Linked DNA regions of Homo sapiens: region 1 is linked to region 2. The links are chromatin contacts, found by Hi-C or POLR2A ChIA-PET in ENCODE. All regions are on one chromosome and are shown on one strand. The core of a region is the stretch at or near the end of the contact, and the rest is flanking DNA. Distances in the headings are between cores, read along the strand shown.

Region 1 (2,700 bases), core at 45-2,544, 220 kb after region 2:
GAAATGTCAACTGGGGCTTCAGTCCTCTGAAGACTTGGCGGGGCTGAATACCCATGGGTGCTCACTCTCATGATGTGCATTGAAGTTGGCTATTGGCTGGAAGCTCCGCTGGGTCTGTGCCTCACAGCACTCCCACTCAACCTCACCTTGCAGCTTTCACAGCCTGATATCTGGGCTCACAGAGGGAGCATTCCAAGGGCAAGGGATCCAAGATTCCCAGGCAGAAGCTGCAAGGCATATTGTGACCTGTCCTCAGAAGTCCCAGAGTGTCACTTCCAGCACATTCTCTTGGACAAAGCAAGTCAAGTGTTTCACTTGAAATTTTATAAAGTTTAGGAAGCAAGTAAGAAAGCATGCAGAGTCACTTGAAATAATTTTCATAGAGCTGTTCAGTTGAGATTGGTGTGTATTGCTGTGTGTATATATCTTATCTCTGAAAGTAAAAAAAAATTTTTTTAAGACTGTTATAATAGTTTTTTTCTTGCACATGATTTTTTCCTGATGTTTTAAATTTTAAAAAATTAAACAAAAAATTGTTTGCAGAATATGTCTTTTTGTTTGTTTTCATCTTCTCAGGAGCTATCACTGTGCCTGAGCTGGGTCTCAGGGAAGATTTGGGATAGGGGAGCTGATGTCAAGCAGCCCCTTGCATCCCTGCCTCTTTATGGAGCCTGATTCCCCTCCCTGTAGCCAGTTCACATGTTCCTTCATCAACAAAGGCTTCAAGAATGGCCACTGGTGTGTTCCACATATGGCTTTAACTGGCAAGGGTATCTGGATGGACAAAGTAGTCATGGGCCCTCTCCTTGGGGCCCTTGAGTCTGGCGAGGCCCTGTGCACTTCCCACTTTGCTGGCTAGAATTCCCCACCTGGAACTGGCAGTTAGCGGTTCTATATGTCTCCTGGGCCCCTTTAGAGTCCTATACACCTGTTTGGTAAGGTGAGTCAACTCTAGCCAGTCCATTTATGTGGATATTGTGATTTAACAGGTCTTTTTAACTTCTAGTTTAAAAGAAAGCATTTGAACAGTAGCCATCAAGATATAACACTGTCATGCCGGAGAATAATGCCAGTGATGTGACCGTTCAGCCCAGGGAAAGAAAGTCTTAGAAGCCACCAAGACAACGCTGCACCTGCAGGGGACCACTTGCTCTGTCCACCTTGGGTAGGTCTTGCTGCTCTGGTCTCCTCACTCTGCTGAGTCACATGGCTACTCCCATACTTAATCTCACTGCAAATATGGCCATGTGTCAAGAATAAAATAGACATGGCCCGGTGCAGTGACTCATGCCTGTAACCTCAGAACTTTCAGAGGCTGAGGTGGGAGGATTGCTTGAGCCCAGGAGTTTGAGACAAGCTTGGGCAAAGTGGTAAGACTCCAGCTCTACAGAAATAAGCAAATAGATCAATACAATACAATACAATACAATACAATACAATACAATACAATACAATACAATACAATACAATACACATGAGCACAACTAGGTTCCAGGCAATACAATATAGCACAAGGAATTGATCATTGGCCTCAGCAGTTGAGCCAAATGAATAGTTAGCAGCTGATTTTAGACATGTCCCATAGTGCTATGCACTTCACTTACTGTCAAAGGAAGACATGAATAAGATAGGAATTAAAATAGACTTTCAAATATTTCCTTGTAAGTGGCTTTAGTTCCCAGAGGAGATTATTCCATAACATCGTCTTTTCTCTTTCAACAAGAATTTCTTCACATTGGTTGCCAACACCCATTATGCTGCATAGAAGTATTAATCATCCATGTGGAATTTTATATTTTCAAAGCCTCTTAAAAAAATCAACCCTCTCCTCTGCCTTCCCCCACGGTGCTCACAGACCATGGCCCTGAGGGCATGCACAGACGAGTCTGTTTTTGTTTGTTACTGGCTTGCCAGGCCAGGTTGCTAAATGTACTTGATTCATCAAATACTTGTGAGCTCAGGGAAATCTAAACAAATTTATTTAATTCAGGCCCAGACACAGAGGTGGGTCAGTGTGTCCCCATTTATTGCATGGTGTGCTGAAGTCCCCAGAAGAGATCAAAAGCAGACACAGGGTGAGGCCACAACATGGCAGGCATTATGTCAGCGCTCTTGATCTCTAAGTCATTACTTAGGAATATATGCAACATAGTAATGATGGTTTCAGACACTCTCAATGCATAGTCTGACTCAACATCTCACTTTGATGGAAAGAACCTCAGTCGACAATGAATGGACAAGACCCGAACGTGTATGGTGTCATGAAACCAGGCATGTGGAAGCAGGTTTCCAAAACAGGTTGGAGACTGGCTCTTCCTAAAGTCTTGCCCATCTGTCAGTTGTATCATTGTCCACATGGTTACTCAGCCCTGAAGCCTCAGAGTCAATCTCTCTTTCTCCCACCTCATCTGCCCCCCTCTCCGTACCGCCATATTTAATACATCAGCTAAGCTTGTTGGTTCCAGGAACACAATACCTATATTCTCAAACCTACCATTTCTCTCTGTACACACCAGCCTCACTCCAGCCCAAGCCAACTCACTCTCCCACCTAAAGAACTGCAATGATCTCCTGGCTTACTAATACATTTAACCAAAGAAGAAAAAAAGAATTAAAAATGTCTACCAGACAAAAAAGACAATAGCAAAATCAACAACAATTATTAAACAGGAAAAATGTCACAACAGACATGCTCAAGGT
Region 2 (2,700 bases), core at 12-2,511:
ACACACATTAACTCACACTGAAACCCTGGACTACTTCATTTTCTCTGCAGGCTGCTTCCTGTCTCTGTAGTCCAGCTACTGGGATGAGAAGCATCAGAACTCACCATGAGCACCTGATCCGATCTAACATCCACAGGAAGAGAAAGTTTCAATGTAAAATCTCCTGATGTCAAGTTGTTAAAGTACAGGAATGAATGTTTACAGGTCTCCTCTGCTCTAAGGACTGGCACTAGGTACTTGCATGAGTTGGGTACTGGGTTAGGGCCTTGCATGGATCTGGTCTCCCTCATAGACGGTGAGCTCCCTTGAGGGCTGGCACCAGGCCTGGCTTGCTTCCCCCCAACACAGAGCCTGACACACCCGGTGCCCAGCACCAGTTAGAGAAGGCTGAATGTGAAGATCAAAAGTGACCAATAAACATGTGGAGGACAAAATGAGAATGCTGGTAGGACACTGAGACTCTGGAAAAGACTGTGCTAGGATAGACACTTGTTCTGGCGTGAGTGGAGGCAATGGTGAGGCGAGGCGAGGCGAGGCACGGCGCTGCATACTGCAACTTCGTCAGTGTTGGCTTCATGGGCTTGCAGTCATTCATTGGTCTGGAAAATTTTAAAAATGTCTCAAAGAAATTTTCTAAAAAGGTGTTCTTTCAACATTCCCTCTCCATCTCAGAGCACAGCGAGTACCTTCCTCCTGCTCAGGCATCACAAGAAGTTTCTGCCTAAAAATCCTCACCACAAAATATCAGATTAGAGTGCAGCTTGGTTTCTAGCCCCCAAATCGAAATGATTCCTTCCTCTAACTTCATTGAGAAGCCAGCTCTAGTTGGGTTCGCCTCCAGCATGCTTTGCTTTCCTGTCTTCCACATCTACTTATTTCTTATTTCTAGACACTAACATTCCCCAAATGTAACATCCAGAGCCTGCTTTCCGTAACAGGAAACCTGACTTCCAGAGGTGAGGAGCAGAGATAAGGCTACTCAGAGGACACCAAGGTGCAGCTGGTGCTGTGGCAATGGCAAACTCCAGCTCCGCCCTCACGGGGATGAAGACCCACTCTGGAGGTGTCCAGGGTGCCCCACCAGAGCCCCCACAGGGATGAAGACCCTCTTGGAGGTGTCCAGGGTGCCCCAGTGGAGCAAGGTGTGACTCCATCAGTTGCCTTTCGTCACGAGCTTCTGAACCACAGGCGTCAGCAGCCCTTCACCAGCCCTGGTGTGACACTTCCACATGGCTGGCTGACCAAGGCAGGGGAGCATGACAGAAATAGGCGTTGCCACAAGAGCACTGTCACTGTCACCTGACAATGTTCCAAAGGAGAGCAAGATGGAATACATTCCCTAATAATGTGCTTTTCAGAGAACCCACTGAATGAGGAAAACACCCTAGAGATGGAAATAAATCTGTACCAGTTTCTCTTTCCTTATTTTTTATTTTTAAACATCTATGATTGGGATGTGTGTGCCTACTACCTCAAGATAATTCTCATTTAAGAAAATGCCAGCCTGGGCAACCCTTGTCTCTACCAAAAAAAAAAAAAAAAAAAATTAGCTGGGCTTGGTGGCATGTGCCTGTAGTCCCAGTTACTCAGGAGGCAGAGTTGGGAGGATGGCTTGAACCCAGGAGGTCGAGGTTGCGGTGAGCCATGATAGCACCACTGCACTCCAGCTTGGGATACAGAGCAAGACCATGTCTCAAAAAAAAAAAAAAAAAAAAGGGAAAAAGGAAAAGAGAAAAGAAAATAAATGAAATCCCACTTTGGTATTTTACTTGCAATTCAACTCCTCTTTGACATAAGTAAAATGGGACATTCATTCCAATGAGATTTCTAGCAACTCCCCTCAGTGAAAGACTCCTTTTGGTTTATTCAAACTAGAGTGTGGTTTTCTTTAACTTCCCTTTTAGCTAAGTGCGTCAAAAACAAATGTTTTTTTTGGGTTTTTACTTCCCATATTCTGACGCTTGCAGAAAGCGATGCCCACCTGAAGACGGCCCCCACCCGATCCTGAGCTCACACTGGGTGCAGGGTAGCATGCACACCCTGTTGGGGGAGCCCAGATGTGCTGGGCCTGCCTCGCCCACTGCTGTCATAGCAACTGGCACCGGTTACCTGTTGGCACCAGCTGCCCACCCCCATGCTGACGCATGGCCGAGACCCTTGCAAGGCAGTGCAGCCCCCACCCCCCTCTCCCTGTCTGACCACTCTCTTCCTTGGGAGAACTGCAGATCCCCCCTCCTTTCACATCTCTTGGTTGAACTCAGGTTTCTGGTTATTACAGACCCTGCCAGCGTTCTGGGCTGCTCTGAGACCAACTGTGTCTAGAGCCTCGTCAGGGTCTTGTATGGAGCAGGTCTTTAGTTAAGGCTGGCTGAGCTCCTTTGTGTACATCTCTCAGAGCACCCAGCAGAATGAGACACCCCACAAAAGTTGGTTACTATTTGAGTACCATCTAGTATTTCATTGTAACACATCTAACTTTGGGATCTTGTTAGAAAACGTATTTCCAATCTACTAGAGCAAGCAATGGAAAAACCTGGCATAATACCACTCTCTAGCACATTTTTTATGTGAAAACAAGAGTTCTGAAAGGGAAGTTTACTGGCCACACCTTCGTGTTCAACCCTTCTCCGACCGATGCTGGGGCACCTGTGTGTATCAGGCTTTTCATAGGGTAGCAAACAAGGCAGACATGGCCCCAGC

Evidence for each region. A loop is a pair of places that touch in the nucleus more often than their neighbours do. ChIA-PET counts read pairs that join two places held with the same protein, here RNA polymerase II (POLR2A). Pooled maps may share reads with other maps.
Region 1: a pooled map shows a loop between it and region 2 (1.9-fold over the local background). The contact joins two enhancer-like sites. A Hi-C loop is called at or near these places in 1 of 50 pooled maps. POLR2A ChIA-PET finds 5 or more read pairs at or near these places in 5 of 52 experiments (OCI-LY7, activated B cell, activated CD4-positive, alpha-beta T cell and 2 more).

The regions. Positions count from the first base shown.
Region 1 is chr13:99,150,270-99,152,969 of GRCh38, reverse strand. No RefSeq gene overlaps it. Among named protein-coding and RNA genes, the nearest start is that of UBAC2-AS1, 49 kb to the left of the region's middle. RefSeq lists a cis regulatory region at 848, an enhancer at 764-933 and silencers at 1,240-1,309, 1,320-1,369. Within about 2 kb of position 1,294, at least 4 of the 41 ENCODE cell types and tissues checked have a DNase peak (open chromatin) inside an H3K27ac peak, as active enhancers do.
Region 2 is chr13:99,374,817-99,377,516 of GRCh38, reverse strand. All of the region lies in intron 8 of UBAC2 (UBA domain containing 2), which reads right to left. Among named protein-coding and RNA genes, the nearest start is that of MIR623, 20 kb to the right of the region's middle. RefSeq lists an enhancer at 1,640-1,709. Within about 2 kb of position 1,261, at least 13 of the 41 ENCODE cell types and tissues checked have a DNase peak (open chromatin) inside an H3K27ac peak, as active enhancers do.